Regions from separate parts of the Homo sapiens genome. Here region 2 is linked to region 1. A link is an interaction called in ENCODE POLR2A ChIA-PET data of the cell type or tissue named here. Cell type or tissue: PC-3. All regions are shown on one strand. Each heading gives the region's core, and the rest is flanking DNA. Links, peaks and the distances in the headings are about the cores only. Region 1 has its middle 22 kb from the start of LMTK2. Region 2 overlaps LMTK2 (lemur tyrosine kinase 2).

Region 1 (11,683 bases), core at 5,273-10,272:
AAGTAGAAACAAAACCCACAGGGCCGTCGACGAATGAATGGATAAACAAAATGTGGCAAATACATCTGGTCACAAAAAAGACAAACACCTTATGATTCCAGTTAAATGAGGTTCCACGATTGGTCCAGTTTATAGAGACAGAAAGTAGAATGGTGATTACCAGGGGCTAGGGGATGGGGTAAAAGGGGTGTGAGAATTCCATGGGAGAGATTCTCAGTTTGGGAAGACAAAAAAGTTCTGGAGCTAGATGGTGGTGGTGGTTGCACGATCATGTGAATATGCTTAATGCCACTAAACTGTACACTTAATATTATTGAAATGGGCCAGGCACGGTGGCTCACACCTGTAATCCCAGTATTTTGGGAAACCTAGATGGGAGGATTGCTTGAGCCCAGGAGTTTGAGACCAGCCTGGACAACATAGCGGGACTCCATCTCTTGAAGAAAAATTTTGGGGTTGGGCACGTGGCTTATGCCTGTAATCCTAGCACTTTGGGAGGCTGAGGTGGGCAGATCACGAGGTCAAGAGTTCGAGACCAGCCTGGCCAACATGGTGAAACCCCGTCTCTACTAAGCATACAAAAATTAGCCGGGTGTGGTGGCGCGTGCCTGTAATCCCAGCTACTCGGGAGGCTGAGGCAGGAGAATTGCTTGAACTCTGGAGGTGGAGGTTGCAGTGAGCCGAGATCACACCACTGCACTCCAGCCTGGTGATAGAGTAAGAAACCATCTCAAAAAAAAAAAAAAAAGGCCGGGCACGGTAGCTCATGTCTGTAATCCCAGCACTTTGGGAGGCCAAGGGGGGGTGAATCACCTGAGGTCGAGAGTTCAAGACCAGCCTGGCCAACATGGAGAAACCCCGTCTCTACTAAAAATACAAAATTAGCCGGGCGTGGTGGCACATACCTGTAATCCCAGCTACACAGGAGGCTGAGGCAGGAGAATCACTTGAACCTGGGAGGCAGACGTTGCAGTGAGCTGAGATCGCATCATTGCACTCCAGCCTAGGCAACAAGAGTGAAACTCCATCTCAAAAAAAAAAGAGAAAAAAAATTTAATAAAAAAATGGTTAAAATGGTAAATTGTATGTTATGCATATTTTACCATAATAACAATTTTTAAAGTCTGCTCGCTCTGAGCTCAGTGTCTTCAAAAGCTCTCTGCTGGGTCCTATTAGCAGGACTAAAGGCAAGTAACATAGTGCCAAAATATCTCATCAATTCAGTCGATTCGTTGATAATTGTAATCAATACAGAGGAAAAAACTAGCCGACCCTTTCTGCACCTGTTCTCCTAGGAAAGAGCCACCTGACTCCCTAACCTGCATGAGCTGATGGCCTGGAGACATGGCTCCCCTGAGCCAGCAAACCTGACTTGTGGAAAGGTGCAACTCCTCTTACCTAGTCCAAAATTGCATAGGAGTTTTTGCTGTCTAATGACCTCAGCTGCCTTCTGAACACAGAAGTGCACACCCAGATTGGAATAAAGATGCGACAAATAGAATTCTATCTCCGTGTGTCTATACCTTGCTCAGAAACAAGGCAGAATAGCAAAATGGAAAAGCTATATGCCATCACCAGACAGCAACAATCCTTCAAGTAAGATTTTAAAAAAGAATACATGGAATGTAGCCAACCATCCCCACTAAAAATAAAACACTCCACTTCCCTCAGCCGATTCAATTATCTCTCTAAAAAAGGGCTTTTTTTTAACACCTCCCAGCAGGCAGCAGATTCAGTGAGTTGGTGAGGATAACAGTGAATAATTAAGCAACCAGTGCCCAAGGTGTGAAGGAAAACATGGACTGGCTCAACTAGGAGCAGCAGTGTCTAAGCTCCATGAATATAAATGTTTAGAAATGAATATTATTGCCTAGTGCCATCTGGAATATTTTTCATTATGTAGAGCATGTTTTGGAAAACTCTTAATGATTTCCTTTTTTGCATGCATGAGACAGGGTCTCCCTCTGTTGCCCAGGCTGGACTGCAGTGGCGTGATCACAGCTCACTGCAGCCTTGACCTCCTGAGCTCAAGCCATCCTCCCACCTCAGCCTCCCAAAGTGCTGAGATTACAGGTGTAAGCCACCGCATCCCACTAATGATTTTCTAACTGTGAAGCCATCCCTGTGACAAAGACTCTGTCCTTGACATGATATTGCTCTGAGTTGAAATTCTCACCTGGAAAATCTGCCAACGTAGGCCAAGCGCGGTGGCTCACACCTGTAATCCCAGCACTTTGGGAGGCCGAGACGGGCGGATCACCTGAGGTTGGAAGTTCAAGACCAGCCTGACCAACATGGAGAAACCCTATCTCTACTAAAAAAAATACAAAATTAGCCGGTCGCATGGTGGTGGCGCATGCCTGTAATCCCAGCTACTCAGGAGGCTGAGGCAGGAGAATTGCTTGAACCTGGAAGGCGGAGATTGTGGTGAGCTGAGATCGTGCCATTGCACTCCAGCCTGGCTGGACTTCGCTTTTCGCAACAATAGCAAAACTCTGCTCAAAAAAAGAAGAAAAAAAAAGAACATCTGCCAACGTAAACATAAAAACAGACACGCAAACAACAGTCCTCCCTTTTGCCTATTAAATAATTGAGGTTCATTACAAAAAAATGAGAACCTTTGAAAAAAAGAAAAGAAGAAACATCCACGGTGCTATCATTTAGAGACCATCACCGTCAGTATTCTAATGTTTTGGTGATTTCCTTCCAGTTTATGAATATGCGTGAGTATAAATATGCATATGAGTATGAGATCACACGACCTCCTTTTACTAATACGGTCACATGGGCATTTTGTCTTGTTCACACGGTCACTCCTGGTTGGGTCACATTTGCATGGTTCCTGCTTTCCTGCTTTTTACAGCCTTTGACCTCTGTCCTCTGGCTGGAATACTCTCACCTTCCTTATGTTTTCCAACCTTGTCCAACCTCACCAAGATGTGATTCTCTGCTATTTATGCCTCTCTGAAATGTACATTTTACGTTAAATATATATGAATATATATATAAATATATATATGAATATATATAAATATATATATAAATATATATATGAATATATATATTCATATATATATAAATATATATATGAATATATATTTTGAAACAGAGTCTCTCTCCGTCACCCAGGCTGGGGTGTTTTGGCACAATCTCAGCTCACTGCAACCTCTGCCTCCTGGGTTCAAGTGATTCTCCTGCCTCAGCCTCCAGAGTAGCTGGGATTACAGGCACGCGCCACCATGCCTGGCTAATTTTTGTATTTTTAGCAGAGATGGGGTTTCACTAAGTTGGCCAGGCTGGTCTCAAACCCCTGACCTCAAGTGATCTGCACATGTCGGCCTCCCAAAGTGTTAGGATTATAGGCGTGAGCTACCACGCCCAGCTCATTTCACATGGTCTTGACCTCATGGCTGCATTGGAGTTTCTTTTTTTTTTTTTTTTCGAGACAGAGTCTCACTGTGTCACCCAGGCTGGAGTGCAGTGGCACGGTCTTGGCTCACTGCAACCTCCGCCTCCCGGGTTCACGCCATTCTCCTGCCTCAGCCTCCCGAATAGCTGGGACTACAGGCGCCCGCCACCACGCCCGGCTAATTTTTTGTATTTTTAGTAGAGATGGGGTTTCACCGTGTTAGCCAGGATGGTCTCGATCTCCTGACCCCGTGATCCGCCCACCTCAGCCTCCCAAAGTGCTGGGATTACAGGCGTGGGCCACCATGCCCGGCCTGCATTGGAGTTTCTGTGCTCAGGGCCTGTACTGCACAATCAGGCCTTTCTGGGGACATAGCAGCTGACACTGCCGGACCCCAGCTCTCTGGCCAGGTCTCTGGCTCCCATGGACAGCCTCTCCAGAGAGTCACCATTCACTACCCGTTCTCCCACCAGACAGAGATCAAATGTACACCATAAGAACTGTAGTTCACAATATCATATTGTATTTGGGATTTTTGCTAAAAGAATAGATTTTAGGTTGCTCTTGCCAAACACACAAATGGGTAACTATGTAAAATGATGAATACGTTCATTTACTTGGATATAGTAACCATTTGACTGATTATATGTATATCAAAACGTCATGTTGTACACCTTAAATATGTATAATAAAAAATAATAAAATAGCAAACAAAAAAAAAAAGCCTGAGGCCTCCCCCCTTTTTTCTTTTTATTTTCTTTTCTCTTTTTTTTTTTTTTTTTTTTTTTTGAGACAGTCTCACTCTGTCACCCAGGCTGGAGTGCGGTGGTATGATCAGGGTTCACTGCAGCCTCAACCTCCTGGGCTCAAGCAATCCTCCCATCTCAGCCTCCCGAGTAGCTGGGACTACAGGTGCACACCACCATGACTGGTTAATTTTTAAATTTTTTGTAGAGATAGGTCTTTCTATATTGTCCAGGTCAGTCTCAAACTTCTGGGCTCAAGTGATCCTCCTACCTCAGCCTCCCAAAGTGCTGGGATTATGGATGTGAGCCTCCACACCTGGTCCCATTCTTTTCTTTGAAATCCCCCCCACTTTTTTTTTTTTTTTTTGTAGCGTGAAAGAGTTTGCAATCATTTTTCTCTGTGAGAATTATTAGCTCACAAATTTTCCATTTCTTAGCCACCTCGGTAAGAAGAAAAATCACAAATGGTTGTTCTCCAAGGAATCGGGGGGTCGTCAAGCAAGACCCACATAAATGCCACCAGCAGAGGAGAACAGAGGCTGTTTCCAGGGCTGCCCAGAGATGTCCCACATATTTTTTGTCACCTGATACCTCCTAGGGGCAAAGAAGTCCCCATTTTCCAGCTAAGAGATAGCTGAGTTGTTTTATCTTCTGGTATTGGCCTCTGTGCCGAAGCCCCCTCTGATCTGTCCTTTCCCTGGGTCTCCATCCATCTGCCTGAGCTGGACGGAGCCTCAGCCCTTCCAGAAGAGAGGTTGTAACCGAATCACAGGTTCAGTCACTCGCCACTTGCAAAATTCCATTAACAAGCGCGAGGTCTGGTGGCTTTTTATTTTAAAGCTAGTTTGTGGGAAGAAGTGCAGGCTTCCTGGCTTAAGGGTACCACTTCGCTTTTGGAGCAGAAAGTGTGCACTTTTAAAGCGGGGGTCTGGCATGAATGGCATGCAGGGGAGAAAGTGAGCAGGTGGGGGTCTGCCCAAATTTGTTTGGTGCCTTATTTACTGGGCAGTCAAGCTAGCACCTTCATGAGCAGAACTAGGTTGTAAACTCTCCAGGTGGGAGAGAGTTTCAGTCTTCAGAGTGGCTGAAACTATCCAGTGGGGAGAGAGTTTCATAGTGGGCATACTTTGGGTTGTAAATAGACCGTTGTCTCTCAAGGCAATCTAATGGGAGTGAGTTCCACGCTGGAGTTTCTAAGCACATAGTTAGATAAGCTTGCCCTGCAGGGAGTGTCTGGTGAAGGGGAGGTAAAAGGTTATCATGTCATTCCTTTTTGTGTGTGGCAGGGGAGGGATAAGGTCTTGCTCTGTCTCCTAGGCTGGAGTGCAGTGGTGCGATCTTGGCTCACTGCAACCTTTGCCTCCTGGGTTCAAGCCATTCTGGTGCTTCAGCCTCCCCAGTAGCTGGGATTACAGGCATGTGCCACCACGCCTGGCTAACTTTTGTATTTTTAGTAGAGATGGGGTCTTGCCATGTTGGCAAGGCTGGCCTCAAACTCCTGGCCTCAAGTGATCCACCTGTCTCGGCCTCCCAAAGTGCTGAGATTACAGGTGTGAGCCATCGTGCCCGGTCAAGGTATGATTGCATTTCTAAAGGGCTAAGTAGGAAATGAGGAACAGGGGAAACAGAAAAGAGGAAAAAATAATAAATAATTACTCATTCTCTTTTTCTTAGAAAAATAGGGGTACTTGGTTACTAGGTGAGCAGATGGGGTTGGTCAATTTCCCCCAAGAGGAAATAGATGCAGAGAGAGAAACTAATAACCTCAAGGCCCAAATGAAGTCAGTAGCAGAAGGCTGGCTTCCTCAAAAGCCCATCCTTCCTGCTGATGATCAAATACTGCCCTAGTCTTCTTGGCATCACCCACAGGAAAACAGAGGCACTCTGATTCCTGCATGGGTAAAATGGGCACAGCTCCACCCTCAGAGGACTTATTCAGGGGAGCGATGTCATACCTCACAGGAGATGCCTGCGAGCCACCTGGGACACACAGCTGTCCAGGCATCCTGAACCAAGTCTGCAATTGTTTATGGCTTATTCATGGGGAATCAGAGAAGGGCAAACACGCTTGCCCTCTTAGCAGATGAGTTGTGGGTTGTGATTACAACCTGGGTGTACAAGGGGCAGTGAAAAGCCCAATTTCTTTCTTTTTTTTTTTTTTTTGAGAAGGAGTCTCATTCTGTCACCCAGGCTGGAGTGCAGTGGCGCGATCTCAGCTCACTGCAACCTCCACCTCTCGGGTTCAAGTGATTCTCCTGCCTCAGCCTCCCAAGTAGCTAGGATTACAGATGCCCGCCACCACAGCCGGCTAATTTTTGTATTTTTGGTAGAGACAAGGTTTCACCATGTTGGACAGGCTGGTCTTGAACTCCTGACCTCGGGTGATCCACCTGCCTTGGCCTCCCAAAGTGCTGGGATTACAGGCATGAGCCACCGCACCCAGCGAAAAGCCCCATTTCTGTTTGTTTGTTTTGTTTGTTTGTTTGTTTTTGAGACGGAGTCTCGCTCTGTTGTCCAGGCTGGAGTGCAGTGGCGCGATCTCAGCTCACTGCAAACTCCGCCTCCCGGGTTGAAGCGATTCTCCTGCCTCAGCCTCCCGAGTAGCTGGGATTACAGGCATGTACCACCATGCCCAGCTAATTGTTTGTATTTTTAGTAGAGGCAATGTTTCACTGTGTTAGCCAGGATGGTCTTGATCCCCTGACCTCGTGATCTGCCCACCTTGGCCTCCCAAAGTGCTGGGATTACAGGCGTGAGCCACCATGCCCAGCGAAAAGCCCCATTTCTAACAAAGTTTGGCAATTAAATAAGTAGCCACAACTCCTTCTGCTATTAAATAATAAAGCCATTGAGTGTTACACAGAAAGAACCACAAATTCCGGCCAAGCCTGTTGGTGGCTGTTGGAACCGCCCTAATAAACAATTTCAGGTACAAGCAGGTGTGGCAGAGGGAGGTGCAGGAAGTTCCCTGGGGCCTCCCAGCCTAGGCCCCCCAGCAGTGGGAGTGGGGGCCTGCTGGTGAGGCCTGGCTTCCTGCTGGGCTCTGAACCCAAAAAGAAGCCAAAGGCAGACCCAGAGAGCAACTGCAAACAGTGATGAGATGGTTGATTTGGGTGACCTTGGACCCGGGATTCTGGACTGCTGGGTTACAGGGGAGTCACTTCCTCACTTCTCACCTTATAGGGTCACATGGAGCGTTTGCTCCCCAGCGATTTGGGGAAGGTAGAAGCGACTCCTTAGAGTATCTTGAAGTAGGGGCTTACAATCAGACAGACAGAGAAAAAGCTCCCCCTATTCCTCTTTCCCGCTGCCCCTCACTGAGATACGTGGATGAGACAGGGTGGCATTGCATGGGGTGGTGGAGAGTCCCAGGCGGGTCTTGCTGGAGGAGCTCCCCAAGGACTCCCTTTGCTGGAAGGCTCCAGTCCCCGTTCTGGTCCAATGCCAAGGAAGGGACAGAGGATGACGCTGCATGAGCTGATTAATCCCTGGGAAGACAACGGGCCCTGCCCTACCTGCCCATGTGCCAGTCTGGCACCAACTCGCCCAGCCTGTTCCAGCTGGCCTGGTAGAAACTGACGCAGCAGGTGACTCCCTCGGTTTTATGGGCTTGGGGCAAAAGTCGTGTGGCCAGCAGAGTGGCTGAGGCAGGTAGAGTTTTCCACAGCGGCCTGGGCTCTCCTTGTCCTAGAAGTCTAACAAGTCATCTTCTTGTTTACCCTGGTGCCTCCCTGGAACATAACCTGACACATCACGGGCACTTCCTGTGTGTGTTGAAATAATTGTCAAAGAATTGGTAAGGAGCAGATGTGAGCAGAACATGTGCCCTGCGCAAGAGAAGCCCGTGGTCCCCAGAAACTTACAATTCTTTTCTTTTTTAAATTTTTTCTTTTTGTTTTTAAGATAGGGTCTTGCTGTGTCACCCAGGCTGGAGTGCAGTGGTGTGATCGTGGCTCACTGCAGCCTCTACCACTGGGGCTCAAGGGATCCTCCCACCTCAGCCTCCTGAGTAGCTGGGACCACAGGCATGTGCCACCATGCCCAGCTAATTTTTAATATTACTGTTTTAAAATACATGTAATTGTATTGAGTCTATCTTCTCTAAGGACAAAGGTTTACTCAGCAACTATTAACTTCAGGGTAGAGCTTGTTCTCCACCTCTGCTCTTCACCCTACTCCCCAGCCCCGATCTCACCAGAAAGCAAACCTTAACAGGGTCTCTCACCTGAGGGGTATCCAGGAGCAATTTGGTCCACACCTCATCTTCGCAAAAAGCTTTTAACGTATACTTTGTTGTTGTTGAGACAGGATCTTGCTCTGTTGCCTAGGCTGGAGTGCAGTGGTTCAATCATGGCTCACTACAGCCTTGATCTCTTAGGCTCAAGTGATCACAATCCTCCTGCCTCAGCCTCCTGAGTAGCTGGGACTACAGGTGTGCGCAGCCATGCCGGCTAATTTTTTTTTTTTTTTTTTTTTTCTGTAGAGATGGGGCCTTGCTATGTTGCCCAGGGCAGTCTTGAACTCTTGGTCTCAAGTGATCTTCCCACCTCAGCCTCCCAAAGTGCTGGGATTACAGGCATGAGGCACCGAGGCATGAGACGGGCCTCAATGTACACTTTTGACGTTATTCGGTTTTGACTCTGATACTTAGCAAGGATGCCGGAGCCAGGCTACCTGAGTGTGAACCCTGCTTCTGTCACTTACTAGCTATGTGACCTTGGCCAAGGTCCTTATCTTCTCTGTTTCTGTCTCCTCATCCACAAAATGGGAATAAGGATAGATTAAGCCAATCACCAAAAGCAACCTATTGTATGATTTCATTTATATAAAATGTCAAGAATCAGCTGAATGCAGTGGCTCCTGCCTGTAATCCCAGCATTGTGGGAGACCAAGGAGGGAGGATCACTTGAGGCCAGGAGTTCAAGACCAGCCTGGGCAACATAGCACGACCCTGTCTCTACCAAAAATAAAAACAAAAAAGCCCAGAACAGGCAAATCCATAGAAGCAGGAAGTAGATTAGTGGTTACCAGGGGGAATGGATGGGGAATGACAACTAACGGGTAGAGTTTCTTTTGTGGGTGATAAAAATATTCTAAAATTAGATAAAGCTTAAAGAGTTATTACTTATAAAGTGCTTACAGCAGTGTCTGACACATCAAAAGTGATCTGCAAGTCATTGTCGAATAAAACTTACCTCGAAAGGAAGGCATGAATACTAATGAGCTTGGAAAAAAAATGTTCATAATACAATTTTAAAATGGTATTTCATTCCCGAATCTCACTATCTGCTGTGTACTTTTTATCAATCCTGCTGTAATTATTTTGTGCATAGCATCATTATATAGCTGTATAAATTATGTACATTAAAAGTGTTAATTTGTTAGACTTAAATGTGTTAGCACGTTTTTACCATATTGGGTGGTTTCCGCACCCCCTCCAAAAATGGGTGGTGGCTCAAGGCTCTGTTGGCAGCTGGTGAGCTGTCCCTGAGTTACACAGGTTTAGAGGCAACAACAGGTAAGGACTTTGCACAAAGGCATTTGGAAAGACAGCCAATTGTCCATCATGATATCTCATCATTGCCCAGTTTGGTAATTGATGTATCATTTGCATTAATGATATACCACACATCATTATGCAGATAAAGTCGGCTATCATCCAGAATGAGGCACACAGCCTTTGATTGGCAGAGAACTAGGGAGAGTCAAATGACTTTTAACCTACTTGGTCTCCTTATTTGCCTAATGCTGAATTAAAGTCACGCAACCATGACAGGGATTCAAGTCAAGCAAAGGTGATCGTAAAGACCCGCAGGAGGGTGTCCTATGGCGAGGCCACTGATGTGCCGGCTAGGGGTTAACAAGTGGCTCTTGGCTGGGTGCGGTGGCTCATTCCTGTAATCCCAGCACTTTGGGAGGCTGAGGTGGGAGGATCACTTGAGCCCAGGAGTTGGAGACCAGCCTGGGCAACACAGCAAAAACCCATCTCTACAAAAAAATGTAAAAAAAACTCAGCCAGACGTGGTGGTGCATGGCTGTAATACCAGCTACCTGGGAGGCTGAGGTGGAAGGATTACTTGAGCCTGGGGAGGTCGAGGCTGCAGTGAGCTATGGTCATGCCATTGCGTACTCCAAGCTAGGCGACAGAGCAAGACCCTGTCTCAAAAAAAATAAATAAATAGGCGGGGTGCTGTGGCTTATGCCTGTAATCCCAGCACTTTGGGAGGCTGAAGCGGGAGGATCATGAGGTCAGGAGATCGAGACCATTCTGGCTAACAGTGAAACCTCGTCTCTACTAAAAATACAAAAAATTAGCCAGGTGTGGTGGCAGGCACCTGTAGTCCCAGCTACTCGGGAGGCTGAGGCAGGAGAATGGCGTGAACCCGGGAGGCGGAGCTTGCAGTGAGTCGAGATTGTGCCACTGCACTTCAGCCTGGGTGACAGAGGGAGATTCCATCTCAAAAATAAATAAATTAATTAATTAAATAAAATAAATAAATAAATAATAGAAAAAAGAAGACAGGAAAAGACACCAGGTATGCATGTGGCCGGAGGAAAGACCATGTCAGAGAGAACGCAGCCATCTACAAGCCAAGGAGAAAGGCCCCAGGAGAAACCAACCTGGTCAACACCTTGATCTTGGACTTCCAGCCTCCAGAGCTGTGAGACAAGAAGTTTCTGTTGTGTAAGCCGCCCAGTCTACGGCATTTTTTTTGTGGCAGCCCATGTAAACTAATACACTCAGAGAGCAGTTTGCCCTTAGAATAGGCAGGGAGGGTTGCCCAGGGTTCTTGTGCTGGAGGTGCCCATGTATCAGAAGCACAAACAGAAGTGTATCAAAGAACACATGGGCCCCCTGTCATTTGGGCAGTGTGCACCCTGTAACTAAACATCCATGTATCCACTCTCTTTTTTTTAAAAAAGGTTTTTTTTTTTTTTTTTTTTTTTTTTAGGCTGGGCACAGTGGCTCAAGCCTGTAATCCCAGCACTTTGAGAGGCCAAGGAGGGCAGATCACAAGGTCACGAGTTCGAGACCTGCCAGACCAACATGGTGAAACCCCATCTCTATTAAAAATACAAAAATTAGCCAGGTGTGGTGGTGCGTGCCTGTAATCCCAGCTACTGGGGAGGCTGAAGCAGAAGAATTGCTGGAACCTGGGAGGTGGAGGTTGCGGTGAGTTGAGATTGCACCACTGCACTCCAGCCTGGGCGACAGAGCAAGAAGACTCTGCCTCAAAAAAAAAAAAAAAAAAAAAAAAAAAAAAAAGAAAAGCGTTTTTGCTTTTTTTTTTTTTAAATAGGGACAGGGTCTCCCTATGTTGTCTAAATGGAATTGAACTCCTGGGCTCAAGTGATCACCCACTTTGGCCTCCCAAGGCACTGAGGCCAGGAGCTCCAGACCAACCTGGGCAATACAGTCAGACTGCCATCTCTATGAAAGAAATGTTAAAATGAGCCAGGCATGGTGATACATGCCTGCAGCTCAGCTACTCAGGAAGCTGAGGTAGGAGGATCACTCGAGCCCAGG
Region 2 (15,986 bases), core at 5,774-10,773, 98 kb after region 1:
TAATTCATTCCATTGACAGAATAAAAGAGGAGAAATACATTATAGCAATAGATTGCAGAAACATCATTTAGTATAATTCAGCAGCTATTCTGTGTTTACATAGACTATGTAAACATATTCTCCTCTGATGGGAAACATTTCTTCCGACAGGAAAGGAAAGATACAACTTAAATATCATATGGACTAAGACTCAAAACTTTACCAAAACTTAATAGCAATATCATGCTATTGCTAAATGGCAAAATAATAAAGTCCTTTCAATTAAATGAGAAACCAGGCAGAGATGCCCACTATTTCTGTTACCTTCCAACATTTCTTTGGAGGTACTAGCTAATACAAACACAAACTATAAAATTATCAGTTTAAAAATAATAGGCCCAAGAAATAAGGGGGAAAAAAGAAAAAAATAATAATAGGCCAGGCACAGTGGCTCACACCTGTAATCTCAGCACTTTGGGAGGCCGAGGTGGGCAGATCACTTGAGGTCAGGAGTTTGAGACCAGCCTGGCCAACATGGTGAAATCCCATCTCTACTAAAAATACAAAAAAATTAGCCAGGCGTGGTGGCACATGCCTGTAATCCCAGCTACTTGGGAGGCTGAGGCAGGAGAATCGCTTGAACCCGGGAGGCAGAGGTTGCAGTGAGCTGAGATCGCACCACTGCACTCCAGCCTGCATGACAGAGCGAGACTCCATCTCAATAATAATAATGATTTACTGAATGCTTCCCACATGCCAGCTACTTTACACCAACTCTTAAGTGGTAGTGCTGGTTTTCCCGTCTGTGTTACAGGTCAGGAGACGCAGGCACAGACAGGTATACTGACTTGTTCAGGGTCGTGCAACTGGAAGCCAGCAGAGCTGGGATTCAAAGCTACACCGTCTGCCTCCAGATTTCACACTGTTAACCACCGAGCTACACCACACAATCATTGGAAAAGAAGAGAACATTGCCCTTCTTTACTGGTGCCATGGTGTTGGATGTTTAGAAAAACCAAGAAACTGTGCTTTTAAAAAATTAGAATTCATAAAAGAATTTGTTGTGGCTTTTTATAAGACAGTATACATAAGTCAGTAGTTTTTCTCTGTACAGGTGTAATTATGTACCCAGTAGTGAAGGTGGATAAAAACCATTTTATTCTGAATAATGCCAAAATTATAAATTATCTGGGTATATATTATGTGAGAAAGACACAGGACTGTATGAAGAAAACTATGAAATCTTATTGAAGAATGTAAAATAACATGTGGACACATGGAAAGATGCACCATGATTTATGGTGGGGAGGCCACACAAAAATGCCAGTTCACTCAAAGAATTCCCATTCGAATCTGAACAGGGTTTTTATTTATTTTTTATTTTTTTGAGACAGGGTCTCGCTCTGTCACCCAGGCTTGAGTGAGTGCAGTGGCACGATCATGGCTCACTTGCTTGGCCTTGACTTCCCAGGCTCAAGCAATCCTCTTGTCTCAGCCTCGCAGGTAGCTGGGACTATACATATGCACCATCAGTGGTGGACCCTATTCCAGCCAGAGGCGTTTTCCCTAGGGTGTAATAAGAATTTCACACCCTGTGGAAGAACTCTGTGTACCCAAATCCTAGCAGGTGCCTGAGATACACACAGCAGGCACTCAGTAAATGTACCATTGCCCAGCTAGCAAAGACTGACCTAATAAGCAGGGCAAACACTGTCAAAACTCTAGTATAAAGTTGCCTCTGTGTGCTTTATCGGAATCCTCTTGTTTTAATCCTCTCCTGGTACGTCTCCATCCCATCTTAGAGTGTTAAGTGCAGAGTCCCTTCGGAAGCTTAAGTCTTTGTGGCTGCCAGAGTCAGAATGACGTGACGAGCAGAGGGAGGCTTTGGAATTGAAGTTTTCATTCACCTCTCATCAGCTTTACCAGTATAAGCCTGGTTATTTCATCCTTCGGAGCTCTATCTCTTCTATAAAATGGGGATCGTCTTTAAAGCCCTGGAGTGCTGTTGTCAAGATGGAGATAAAGTATGCCAAGCTGCTAGAAGAATATTCAGTAACTTTCCGGTATTTTGCTTCCTGTCTGTGAACTCTTCTTATCAGGAATCCAGATTACTCGGGAAAGCATAAGTAGTTCACATAATAGAGGTGTGGATTATTTTGAAAATGCCTCCTGCGTGTTGAGTTTGCATTGGAGAACCCCGAAGACGCGCAAACTAGTCCTAGCGTGAGTGAGCAGCAAGCAGTGGTACTTCCTTGTGAATCGGGGTGGGAACCCTTCAGAACCGCGAGCTCCCACTTTCTGTCGATCGCTCTGCTCATGCGGCCCTGAGTCTCATGGTTACTGTGGTCTCAGTCACAGCAAGTGCTGCCAAGCTCAGGCGACGCTGCCAGAGCCTTCTGAGAGCCGGGCGGGGCTGGTGCCACTGGTAGCCTCATCCCTGGACCTGTTTTTCAACTTGAAGGGAGAGCAGACTGGCTGTGTGTTTGCATTTCCTGACAAAAGCAGCCATTGACGTCAAGAGTTCCCTCTGTTGTTAAGAAGTGACACCTGTGTGTTTTTCTTTAGCTTTGCACGTTATTGGGCTTCAGATAATATTTATTTTTACCAACTTTGGCCCAAATTGTATCATTACTTTGAATCTGTACAGCACTTTTATGTTTTCAAAACATTTCATGTATTTTTCAGTGTTACCCTTGCAACAGCCTTGTGAGTTAACCATTTCAAGTGCAACCTGTTGTTTCGTGAGGAAACTGAGGCTCCTCTGCTATGCATGTGACCAGCCCAGCATCACATGGTCTTGCAGCAGTGGAACTGAGATGAGCTCCTGGCCTCCTGACTGCCCAGGGCTCCCTCCCACTGCATTGTGGAGCCTGGGCACTTGGGGAGGAGTGGGGCAGGACCCAGTCCTGCCACTGTTTGCTTCCTCACCACCTCTGGGTTTCAGGTCATGAGAAGCATTGCCTTTTCCCCTGGGAACACCAGTTGCTTGCTTTCGAGTTTTATAATGAGAGCCAAGGACCTTCTGCAGGCGTAATTGTTCATCTTTTACCAAGCCTTTGCATTTCAAGTATCCAAAGACCTACGTGGAATGTTAGTATGGAGAGAGAAGAGGAGGGAGGGACTGGGACAGTCATCCTGCCATCCAGGAAATGCCTGAGCTCGACATCGCCCAAGCTAGCCTCAGGCTGCTGCCCCTGGCCTAGCAGGATGCGTGCTTGCCCTTGTTGGGATGCTGGCATCCAGCTCCTTGTTCTGGTCTCAGGAGGGAGATGTCGGGAAGGTTCACAGGGTCTGTTTATAGACCCTAGAGGTGGTCGTTGGTGGTGCCCAGTGACGGAGCCTCTGTTGGCAAAACCTGTATCTCTGCAGTCGCAGCTGTTGGCCCAGTGGATAGAGCAGCCTTACTTAAAGCATTTTCACTTTTCTGTCCTCATATGGCATGTTCCTCCTCCCTCTCTCCCTCCTTCCCTCTCTCCCTCCCTCCCTTTCTCCCTCCCTCCCTTTCTCCCTCCCTCCCTCTCTCCCTTGCTTAATTCCAAGAAATGGGGACCAACATTCTTCTTACAATTAGAAGATTCTTTGTTGTTCATAACAGTGGAGTCACAGGTGTCCCAAGGTTTTTCCCAGGCAGTTCAGCAGGCCTGAAGGCTTCTGGATGGAGTGCAGAAAATCACTTGTAAGCACAAAGAGTGTGGCAAGTGATGTGAGGTAGCTAACTGGAATCCACATTGAGGACCAGCTGCGTGCTTGGAACAGCAGCTCCAAGTGTCACTGCATCATCGTTGAGAGTTATTGACGGTGAAAACACAAACATATTACCGAACACTACCTTGCTAGCTTTGTGGCCCTAGCGAAGTCACTTCAATTCTCTGCCTCAGTGTCCATATTTGTTAATGAGGAAAATAATAGTACCCACCTCACAGGTTTGTGGTGAAGATTAAACACTTAGAGAAAACATAAAATGCCTCTTGTGAAGTAAGTATTTTTTGAATATTAGCCATGATTATGTTATTGAATCAATGTTATGTATCAAGCTGTTACCGAATTATATCGGTGTTAGCCGTTGCTGTCATCATCTCCATTATCCTTGTATTTCAGACATGTGAGCTTTGGAAATTAAAATCTTTGAAAATATGAATGTGATAGTTTAAGTTTTTGGTCTTTTGCCTTTCTGTAAAGACATACATTTTGCACTATGGAAATTCAGCTTTGATATCTTCAGTTTACAACTTAAAACTATAAATTAGGCCTCCTTTTCTATTTTAATTTAATGGCTTTTTTATTCGTATACCAGTTGGTGATTATAAAGACTCTAAGGGTTAAAGCCAAAAGCCAAAAAACTTAATCTGTTGTCTGTGTGGAAAGTTCCTTTAGAAAAAGTAGTTTTTACTTGTCAAATTGTGTGTTTTTGAAAATTAACTGTTTCTTAAAATAAATTCTATAATTGTTCTGTGTCTTGAAATATGCTCTTTACCTCCCTTGTGGAGAAGTAGAGAGTTTGGAAGTCATGAAAGTAATTTGGAAAGGGCCTGACTACAACGCTTGCATATCTTTGAGAAAGGGGAAAAATAAACATTTTTAATAATGTGGATTATTTTTGGGTGCTTGAAGTTATAAATTATATTAATATTTACTTATAACAGACTATTACTAGACTATTACTCAAGTAATACAAGCTGTAAAAAAAATTCACCAATTTTGCTAATAGCATTTTAGAGTTCCTTCTTAGTCACTCTGAAAATACAAGGAAACACTCTTTCAGGTCGGGCCGGGCCCAGCTGGTTCCGGTTCCGTGAGCGCCCGGCAGACTGAGGGAGAGAGAGAGAGAAAGAGGAGGGGAGGAGGAGGAGGATTCAGGGAATAGGAGCTGGGGAGCCCTTCTGCGGAGCCCTTCTGCGCCACAGTGATATCAGTATCAAGATAAAAGTGTGGAATGGGAGAAAAATTCTCAAAGCCTGAAAGAAAATCTGGAGATGCTGTTTTTCCAGCAGCTCAGTTGAGGGAGAACTTAGCTTGTGTTTCTTGATTCCTCTTCAACTTCTGTTTGCAAACCAAGACTTGTGTTTGGAGAACTCTATTGTACTGAGCCTAAGTCATTTATGATCTATAACAAGAACATGCATTTTCACATGTCAACTAGATTTGTGGACCGGTAAAGTTCTCCCCAAAGAGATGGGCTCTCACCCTGCCATCCAGGCTGGAATAGTGGTGCAATCATAGCCCATTGTAGCCTCCATCTCAAGGACTCAAGGGATCCTCCCTCCTAGGCCTCCCAGGTAGCTGGGATTACAGATATAGAAAAGCATATCCTAAAATTCATATGGATTCTGAAGGGACCTCAAATACTCAATACAATACAGTCTTGAAACAGAAGAACAAAGCTAGAAGACTCACCTTTTCTGATTTTAAAACTTACTACAAAGCTACAGTAATCAAAACAGTGTTGTACTAGCATAAGGAAGACATATAGACCAATGAAATAGAAGAGAGAGCCCAGAAATAAAACTTCATATATATGGTCAAATGATTTTTTTCTTTTTTCTTTTTTCTTGAGATGGAGCCTCGCTCTGTTGCCAGGCTGGAGTGCAGTGGCACGATCTCAGCTCACTGCAACCTCCGCCTCCTGGGTTCAAGCGATTCTCCTGCCTCAGCCTCCCCAGTAGCTGGAATTACAGGCACCCACCATCATGCCCGGCTAATTTTTGTATTTTTAGTAGAGATTGGGTTTCACCATGTTGGCCAGGAAGGTCTCCATCTCTTGACCTTGTGATCTGCCTGCCTTGGCCTCCCAAAGTGCTGGGATTACAGTTGTGAGCCACTGCACCCAGCCGGTCAAATGATTTTTAACAAGAGTACCAGGACTATTCAATGGAGAAAGGATAGTGTTTTCAACAAATGCTGCTGGGAAAATGGGATATCCACATGCAAAAAATGAAGTTGAACCCTTAACTAACACCATATACAAAAATTAACTCAAAATGGATCAAAGACCTAAATGTAAGATGCAAAACTATAAAAGTCTTAGAAGAAAATAAGGAAAAAACTTTATGACAGTGATTTATTCAGCAGTTATTTATTGGGTATGACATCAAAGGCACAAGCAACAACAACATAGAAGACTACATGAAAATGTTTAAACTTTGTTAATCAAAAGACACTATCAATAGGGTGAAAAGATAACCACCAAATGGAGAAAGTATTTGCAAATTATATATCTGAAAAGGGTTATATAAAGCATATATGGAGAATTCGTGCAACTCAACAACAAAACAAACAGCTTGATTAGAAAATGAAGGAAAGTGTGTATTTCCTTCTCCAAAGGAAATATACAAATGGCAATAGGTACACCAAAAGATGCCCAGCATCAGTGATCATTAGGAAAATCCAAGTCAATTTCCCATAATGAAATACCACCTTACACCCATTAGGATGGCTACTATCAACATCAAACAATAATATGTTTTGGTGAGGACGTGGAAAAATTGGAACCCTTGTGCTCTGTTGGTGGGAAGGTAAAATGGTATAGTCACAGTGGGAAGCAGTATGGTGGCTCCTCATAAATATTGAAAATAGAATTTCCATGTGATGCAGTGATGCCACTTATGGGCATATCCCCAAAATGGTTGAAAACAGGGTCTTAAAGAGATAATTTGTACACCCATGTTCATACCAGCATCATTCACAATAGCTGAAATATGGAAGAAATGTAAACTAAAAATAAAACTTTAAGCTTTCCAATTGTCTGAATGAACTCATCCTCTCAGCCAAGGACATCTCACAGTTCAGGACATGATGGGGAGGGGGCGATCAGATTCCCCATTATACTCTCCCTTTGGAATTCAGGCACAACTGACCAGCATTAACATTAAAACAGAGATCTTACGACTTTTTGTAGCAATAAGACACCATATTCCAGCCTGACTAAAGTAAAGCATCACATGACAGATAGCAGGCCCTGTAAGAAATTGAAGTATTTTGCCCCCAAATATATTCCTTTGACATATTTAAAAATGGCCCTGCAAAACTGTCTCTTAGAGGCAAAATCTTACATTCTGTAGAGAATGCCTTTCCCTTTCTAGGTCTTTTCTCTGATCCTGGAGAGAATTATTTGAGTCTTTCATCATTTTAAGTCTCATAAGAAACATTTACAATCTATTCTTTCTGAAGCCTGCTACCTGGAGTCTTCATCTGCATAATAAGAACCATGGTCTCTACAACCCCTTATCTTAACCCAGACACTCCCTTATATGGAATTTCAGGTGTGTATTTTTTATTTATTTTTATTTTTTATTTTTTGAGTACCCAGGCTGGATTGCAGTAGTGCGATCTCGGCTTATTGCAGCCTCCGCCTCTGGGGGTCACATGATTCTCGTGCCTCAGTCTCCTGAGTGGCTGGGATTACAGGCATGCACCACCATGCCTGGTTAATTTTTTTGTATTTTTAATAGAGATGGGATTTCACCATGTTGGCCAGGCTGGTCTTGAACTTATGACCTCATGTGTTCCACCTGCCTCAGCCTCCCAGAGTACTGGGATTACAAGTGTGATCCACCATGATCTGGCCTCACTCCAGCTTTTTTGTATTTTCAGTAGAAACAGGATTTTGCCGTGTTGGCCAGGCTGGTCTTGAACTCCTAGCCTCGAGTGATCCGCCTGCCTTAGCCTCCCAAGATGCTGGGATTACAGGTGTGAGCCACCATGCCCAAGTGGGTTTCTGGTCTTTAGGTAAACTAGTTTGACAGGTTGCTAATCGGAAAATCTTTGAATCCACCTGTTAGCAGTGGTGAATCTATCTGGGTCTGCAACAACTTGATTCTTGCCTCCTTGGAGGAAAGAATTTTGCTGAGAGGCAGTAGTTGGTTTCAGGCAGAGGGAGAGACTGAGGCAAGTTTTAAGAACAGGAGTGAGAATTTGTTTGAAAGTTTTAGAGCAGGAGTGAAAGGAAGCAGTACACTTAGAAGGGCCAAGCGGGTGACTTGCAAGATCCAAGTGCCCTGTTCAACCCTTGACTTGGGGTTTTGTACATTGTTATGGTTCTGGGGTTTGCTGAAGTTGTGCACGTGTTCACTTGAGGAGTTTTTTCCTTAACCTGTCGAGCGTTCCCAGTGGGAGGTCGTATAAGAGGCCATTTTGCCTCTTAGTGTGCCTGTTTGAGGTCTTTGAGAAGAGGATAACACCAGTTCCGAGTGTTTTCTGTCTGTTAGGAGACTGTCTTTTCCTGGTGCTGGCTGTGACCACTTATCATTTTAGAGAGACAGTTTAACAACCACCTGACCATCACTTTATTGTCGCCTGACAGTCCTGGGGGCAACGGGTTGGGGGTATGTGTGTGGGGGTGCTCTCCTGCCCTGTCCATATCTGCCTAACTACCTACTCTAACATACCTATGAGCTGAAAGCCTCCACTTAGAGTGTTTGAGTTGTTCTGCCTTTTTTGACTGAGCCATTGTACATCTTACATGTGTTGATTGATGTCTTATGTCTTCCTAAAATGTATAAAATTGAACTGTAGCCTGACCACCTTGGACACATGTCGTCAGGACCTCCTGAGGCTGTGTCACAGGCACGTCCTTAACCTTGGCAAAATAAACTTCTAAATTGAATGAGAAAAAAAAAGAAAAGAAAAGAAAATACAAGGAAACAAGCCATACATCCGGTTTTAATGTAGAACGTGGTACAGATATGGTCAGTATTTAACCTGAGCTAGTTACTTGCCTAAAAGTGTGATCATCTTTATTATTTAAGTGATTGATGACATATGTAATACTTCTACTATGAAAAAGAATTTTGAGAGGTTAATTCTTAAGCAGAGAGCTCAATATACTTACTCGGATCCCGAGAGAAAGCCCATTTCTGTGGCATTTCCATACAGCATGATCCTGGTTGTTGATTCTTCTTGCCATGTTCACTTCCCTCTGTTTTCAGTGATTTAGCCCTGCGGAATTGTTTTCTCACCTCCGACTTAAATGTGAAAGTGGGAGATTACGGAATAGGATTCAGCAGGTACAAGGTAAGCCAGAGGTTTAAATGTTTTCAGTCTGATTTAATTTGAATTGTGAAGTTGTAATGTCACCAAATGCCCCACTGTTTGTATAAGAATCTTAGTCGCTAGGCTTTCTGGAGAGGGATTTGCAGCAGTCATTTTAATGTGGTCTAGGCTTCTGGCGTGTGGCTTGTGTAAGTCTGCGGCTTTGCATCCGAGGTTTTGCAACAGCTTTCCAAAAGTTTCGTTTAAAAATATTTATAAACACTGTAAATGATGTAGTCTGATGGTGCATAATAAATTTTAGAGTGAACACATGAGCAACAGTAGTTATTATTACCTGTTATGATAAAATATACATATCATATAAATGTTTCTCCATTACGTGGTCAGTAAAATTTCAGCTCATGTTCAGTAACCTGGGGATCTAGGTTTTTTTAACTCTGTCATGAATATATTCTAAAGGAAATAAGTGAAGAAGTCAATGAAGTTTCCATTTGTGTGTGTCTGTGTAGCCCCAGTGAATGAGGTAGAGCGTTCTGGGGCAGAGAATGGGACTGTCCCAGCTCCGGGCTGTCAGGAGACCTCGGATAAGCCACTTGACCTCCATTTTCTTTTCCTTTCTTTTTTTTTTTTTTAAACGGAGTCTTGCTATATTGCCCAGGCTGTTCTTAAACTCCTGGGTTCAAGCAACTTGCCTGCCTTGGCCTCCCAGAGTACTAGGATTACAGGTGTGAGTCACCCCACCCAGCCTTGACCTCCGCTTTCTGAGCAGCAACATACGGATAAGATCTGTTCTGTTTTTCGGAGTTCTTGTGAGGACCAAACGGGTAATATTTTCAAAAAATATTATGCAAATAGAAATTGGTTATTTGTCTACATAGTAGCTCTAGTGTCTCGAGCACTTGCTAGATGTCAGGCACTTAGCACCTGCCTGTATCCTGCATCATCTCTTTTTTTTTTTTTTCTTTTTTTGAGATGGGGTCTCGCTGTCACCCTGGCTGGAGTGCAGTGGCGCGATCTCGGCTCACTGCAACCTCCGCCTCCCGGGTTCAAGCGATTCTCCTGCCTTAGCCTTCCGAGTAACTGGGACTACAGGGTCCCTCCACCACGCCCAGCTAATTTTTGTATTTTTAGTGGAGACGGGTTTCACCCTGTTGGCCAGGCTGGTCTCGAACTCCTGACTTTGTGATCCGCCCACCTCAGCCTTCCAAAGTGCTGGGATTGCAGGCGTGAGCCACCGAGCCCGGCCTGCATCATCTCATTTAATCCTCACCGCAGAGGGGAGGTTTGTGTTCTCCTCACTTCACAGATCAGGAAAAAACTTCACAAAGTTGTTGCTTGCGTAGAATCACATAGCTGGTAAATGGTAGAATGAGGACTTCAAACCCCGGTCTGTCAGAGTCTAAAGCCTACAGTCTTGCTCCCTAACTGGCTTCACTGTTCAGCGCATAAGTCCCAGTATATATTGTTTTAGTGTTTTGCTCAGAGTCTATGTTATATGCATCAGACACAGCGTACTTTCTTATCCAAGAAGGATGACTTAGCAAGCGTTCATGGCTCGCAGATGAGGTCATGAAGCCCAGGAGGCTTCAGCAAAACTCCTTACCCACTTTCTGCCCAGAAAGTCACTCTTCATGCCTGCTTTTTTTTCTGACCTGGTTTTTGGATTGGGTATATGTTTTCTGAGAATACCATGGATTTAAATTCTTGAACTCACCAAAAGTATAATTCTATTCAAAATTCTGTGTGCTTTCTAACAAAACAGGAGGATTATATTGAAACAGATGATAAAAAAGTTTTCCCTCTGCGATGGACTGCTCCAGAATTAGTAACCAGCTTTCAAGACAGACTGCTAACTGCAGATCAGACTAAGTATAGTAATATCTGGTACGTATTGGCTTACCGTTTTATTAGTCATTTCTTTGGCAAAGTCCTAACTTCTTCCTCTTTGAGTACTTCCTTAAAGGAAAGTAGTTGTATAAGATGTAGGAACAAAAGAGTATCTGATGGTGTGAAAAAGACAGTTTAAAAGACACAAATAGTAATTATCACAATTGTGGTGATGGAGTTAACGTTTTGAATACTGCCCCTGCTACCCATTTTCCTTTAGAAAAGCAGGAACCAAGTCTGTTTCATATTCTGTGCCTCCCACAGGGCCTGACATGTAATAGATATTTAATATGTATTTATTGAAGTGAAAGAAGAAACTGAAAGGGGTGTGGACTATCATGTTTATACTATGATTTATAGGAGTCAGTTTAATGGGAGCTAAAAAGATGCACCTAAAACTTTGACTAACAATTTCTGTCACAGCCTTCTTAATTTATAGCTATGTTTTATGTGCTGTTGTCCTGCTTTTTTTTTTCTCTCCTTGCTTTCTTTTGGATTGATTTCTTTAAAACAATTTTTTTGCTTTTATTATTTTTTTCATTGATGCATATAATTGGACATATTTATGGGGTACAGTGATATATATATATGTTTTTGTTGTTGTTGTTGTTGTTGTTGTTTTGAGATAGAGTCTCACTGTCGCCCAGGCTGGAGTACAGTGGTGTAGTCTCGGCTCACGGCTCACTGCAGTGTCCACCTCCCTGGTTCAAGTAATTCTTGTGCCTCAGCCTCCCGAGTAATTGGGATTACCAATATGTACTACCACACCATTTTTGTACTTTTAGTAGAGATGGAGTTTTGCCATGGCTGGTCTCGAACTCCTGAACTCAAGTGATCCGCCTGCCTCGTCCTCCCAAAGTACTGGGATTACAGGCGTGAGCCACCGCACCTGGCCCAGTGTAATATTTTGATACCTATATACAGTGTGTGATGATCAAATCAGGGTAACTAGTATCCCCTTCACTCCAGACATGTATCATTTTTTCTTTTTGTTTTTGGGAACATTCAAAAGCCGCTCTTAGAGCTGTTTGAAAATATACAAAAATTTGTTGTTAATTATAGTCACCCTTCAGTGCTTTAGAACACTAGATCTTATTCCTCCTTCCCAGCCGAAATTTTGTATTCGTTAGTCAGCTTCTCACTATTCCTCCTCTCCCTCCCCTTCCCTGCCTCAAGTAATCACTCTTCTACTCTCTACTTCTATGAGATCAACCTTTTTATCTTCCACGAGTGATGAGGTTTTCTTCCTTTTTCTTTCCCCCTTGTGTATCTGCTCTACCTAGTGTATCGTGAGTCTGATACTTCTGTGTTTTTTCATGTTGATGGTTATCCTCCTTTAGCTTCCAGATACAGGACTCCTGGACCATTTCTCTTAAGGCATGTCTCATAATGATGAATTCCTTCAGTTTTTGCTTATCTGGGAAAGACTTTATTTCTCCATTTTTTAAAAAAAGTTATTATTATATATATTTTTTTAGTAGAGACGAGGTCATGCTGTGTTGCCCAGGCTGGTCTTGAACTCCTGGCCCCAAGCAATCCTCATGCCTTAGTCTCCTAGAGTGCTGGGATTATAGTCATGAGCCATCGCGCCCAACCCTCCTTCATTTCCGAAGGATATCTTTGCAGGGCATAGTGTTCTTGGCTGCCAATTTCAGTACTTTGAGTATACCATCCTATTCTCTGCTTCCCTCCTATGTGACTTAATGCTTTTCTCTGGCTGTTTTTAGAATTTTTATCTTTGTCTTTGGCTTTTGACAATTTGACTATAATGTGCCTCTGAAATGACCTTTTGGGGTTGATTGTATTTTAAGGACCTTTGAGCTTCCTGGATCTGGATGTCTGTATCTCTCCCAAGACTTGGGAAGTTTTTAAGCTGTTCTTTCCTTAAATAGCCTTTCTCTGCCTTCTCCTAGCTCTTTTATTTCTGTAACTCCCATAATGTGTGTATTTGTTTGCACTGTAGTCTCCCATAAGCCCTGAAGCCTCCCTTCACTCCTTTTCATTCTTCTGTCTTTTTCCCTCTGACTGGGTGATTTCAAACAACCTTTCTTCAAGTTGAGAGGTTCTTCTGCTTGAGTCTGTTGTTGAAGTTCTGTATTTCTTTTTATTTCATTTATTGAATTCTTCAGCTGGGCTTACTGCCTGTGAGGACCCCAGGCGACCCCAGTGTGAGGACTGTAGTGTCCACGGTGAGCAGTGTGAGGATGTAGGGGTCCACAGTGAGATCCTCTTACTTGCCCTTACCTGGAAGAGAAAGTTGCTCCTGGTTCCTGGCTGCGCCTGCCAGGGATGGGGTGGTGGAGGCCAGGCGTTTCCTTCCGCTCTCGCTGTGGCTGTCCTGAATCTCCTGAGTACCTGTTACTCCTTTGATGGGCTCTGGTGCTCTCCTTTAGTGATTTTTGTCAAAATGTAGTTGCTTCTTTGTTGTTTGGGGCGTGTCGTGGAGGGTTAGCTGGACATCAGAATCACTGGGGAACTTTTTAAAACGTGAGTTTTCTAGGCCACACCTGGATCTACCAACTAAGCATCCTTTAGGGGTGGATCTGACCTAGCAGTGTGTGTGTTCACGGCTTCCCAGAGGACACAGATGAGAGTCACGTTCGGGAACATTGCAGTAAATAGACACAAATGCGGGATGGAGGCAGTGCGTGGTGGGGAGGAAATGCAGAGACCTCGTGGAGGAAATGAGAGGCAGCTCCTCTGACCCAGGAAGCCAGCAGAGGCTGTTTCCATGGGGACAGAGCACCGCAGTGTGAGAGAGGATTGGGCTGGGACTGAGAAGGGCGTTCCTGCTGTGGTGAGGCAGCCCTCAGGGTCTCTCCTGGCACACAGCTGCCAGCGTGATGGGGGATCCCTTCAGAATAGCAGCAAAACCCACGATACTGAGGAGTAACTCAAACCAAACTTGTGGGTCTCACAGAGAGGATATCGTCTTGCCCATGTAAAGATTCCTTTTAGATGGTTTCTGGTGTTTACTAATGTTGTTAATAGGTGTATTTTTCTACCAAAAAAAAAAAATCAGAATTCAGGGTATTTATCTTGTTTCCAGCAATTCTGCCAAATTTTTAGAACATTCTGATGGTCTTTCCAATAATTTATTGAGTACTTAAAAGTTGATAGTCATCTCATCCACATAATTACACCTATTATCTCTGTTTTGTACTTTTTTCATTGGCCAAAACTTCTAGGGTGGTATTCAGTAGCAAATAGGAGGCATGGTCTTCCTCATTTTAACAGAAATGCCTCTTTTTTTGCTATTGTGCTGTTGATTATTGGTTTCAGATTAAAGAACAATCTTGGCTGGTTGTGGTGGCTCACGCCTGTAATCTCAGCACTTTGGAAGGCCAAGGCAGGTGGATCACCTGAGGTCAGGACTTTGAGAGCAGCCTGGCCAACGTGGTGAAACCCTATCTCTACTAAAATTATAAAAATTGGCAGGGCATGATGGCTTGTGCCTGTAATCCCAGTTACTTGGGAGGCTGAGGCAGGAGAATCACTTGAACCCGGGAGGCAGAGGTTGCAGTGAGTGGAGATCACACCATTGCACTCCAGCCTGGGCGACAGTGAGACTCTGTCTTAAAACAACAACAACAACAACAAAGATCCTATTAATAATCTTTTCAATACACACCTTGTCCTTAAAATTACTGGCTATGTAACAAGTATGAGTGTTAAAAATTTGACATCTAAAGGGAGAGAGAAACAGCCATTTTCTTTTTCCAACAGGTCTCTGGGTGTGACACTTTGGGAGCTTTTTGACAATGCCGCACAGCCGTATTCAAACCTTTCCAACTTAGATGTCCTCAACCAAGTCATTAGAGAGAGAGACACAAAACTCCCGAAGCCCCAGCTGGAGCAGCCCTACTCTGATAGATGGTTGGTAGCCTCACATTCCGCCTGTTCTGTTTCGTCTTCACTGTGAGGTGTCCCCAAAACACAAAAAAATTCGTGGGCCAAATATTATGTTTCTTCATTTCCTCTTTCACCATGATGTCACCATGAGCTGAACTACTTAATGTGGTTGGCAGTGATGAAGGTGTAGAAATGTTTCGGGTGTTGAGTTGGCTTTAGGGTCCTTGTAAATTCTTTTCATATTGTTTATTTATTTATTTTTATTTAAAAAAAAATGTAGAGACAGGGTCTCAGTATGTTGCCCAGGCTGTTCTTGAACTCCTGGCTCAAGTGATCCTCCCACTTCAGCCTCCCATTGCCCCAGGATTACAAGTGTGAGCCAGGGTGCCTGGCCTCTTTTGATATTTTTAACTGATTCGGCCAGGCACAATGGCTCATCCCTGTAATCCCAGCACTTTGGGAGGCTGAGGTGGGCAGATCACGAGGTGAGGAGTTCAAGACCAGCCTGGCCAACATGGTGAAACCCCGTCTGTACTAAAAATACAAAAATTAGCTGGGCGCGGCAGCGGGCGCCTGTAATCCCAGCTGCTCGGGAGGCTGAGGCAAGAGAATTGCTTGAACCCAGGAGGCAGAGGTTGCAGTGAGCCGGGATCATGCCACTGCACTCCAGACTGGGTGACAGAGCAAGACTCCGTCTCGAACCAAAAAAAAAAAAAAAATTCGTGATGGTTCCACTGATTGCTTGTCGTGTGCTGCTCAGGTATGAAGTCTTACAGTTCTGTTGGCTGTCACCAGAAAAGAGACCCGCGGCTGAAGATGTGCACAGGCTGCTGACTTACCTGCGGCTGCAGAGCCAGCGGGACTCAGAGGTCGACTTTGAACAGCAGTGGAACGCTCTGAAGCCGAACACAAACAGCAGAGACTCCTCCAACAATGCTGCATTCCCAATTCTCGACCACTTTGCCAGGGACCGGCTGGGTCGTGAAATGGAGGAAGTCCTCACCGTGACCGAAACCAGCCAGGGCCTGAGCTTCGAGTATGTCTGGGAGGCCGCTAAGCACGACCACTTTGACGAGCGCAGCCGGGGCCACCTGGACGAAGGCTTGTCCTACACGAGCATCTTCTATCCGGTTGAAGTTTTTGAGAGTTCGCTTTCAGATCCTGGGCCCGGAAAGCAAGATGACAGCGGCCAGGATGTCCCCCTGAGGGTCCCTGGAGTGGTTCCTGTTTTTGATGCCCACAACCTTTCTGTTGGAAGCGACTATTATATCCAGTTAGAA

Evidence for each region. ChIA-PET counts read pairs that join two places held together with the same protein. Peaks named below come from ENCODE experiments on the same cell type or tissue, not always from the same donor. Only the 100,000 strongest peaks of a DNase experiment are listed, where the experiment ranks them.
Region 2: POLR2A ChIA-PET joins it to region 1 with 5 read pairs; 1 of 35 experiments calls an interaction of 5 or more read pairs at or near these places.

The regions. Positions count from the first base shown.
Region 1 is chr7:98,078,713-98,090,395 of GRCh38, forward strand. No RefSeq gene overlaps it. Among named protein-coding and RNA genes, the nearest start is that of LMTK2, 22 kb to the right of the region's middle. In PC-3, for the core only: no CTCF peak of the experiment used is centred there; DNase peaks (open chromatin) are centred at 7,069 and 7,739; H3K4me3 peaks cover 512 bases; H3K27ac peaks cover 2,808 bases.
Region 2 is chr7:98,176,148-98,192,133 of GRCh38, forward strand. LMTK2 (lemur tyrosine kinase 2) reads left to right here. Exons shown (of 14, transcript NM_014916.4): 8 at 8,904-8,988; 9 at 10,730-10,851; 10 at 14,581-14,730; 11 at 15,467-15,986. Among named protein-coding and RNA genes, the nearest start is that of BHLHA15, 27 kb to the right of the region's middle. In PC-3, for the core only: no CTCF peak of the experiment used is centred there; no DNase peak of the experiment used is centred there; H3K27ac peaks cover 552 bases.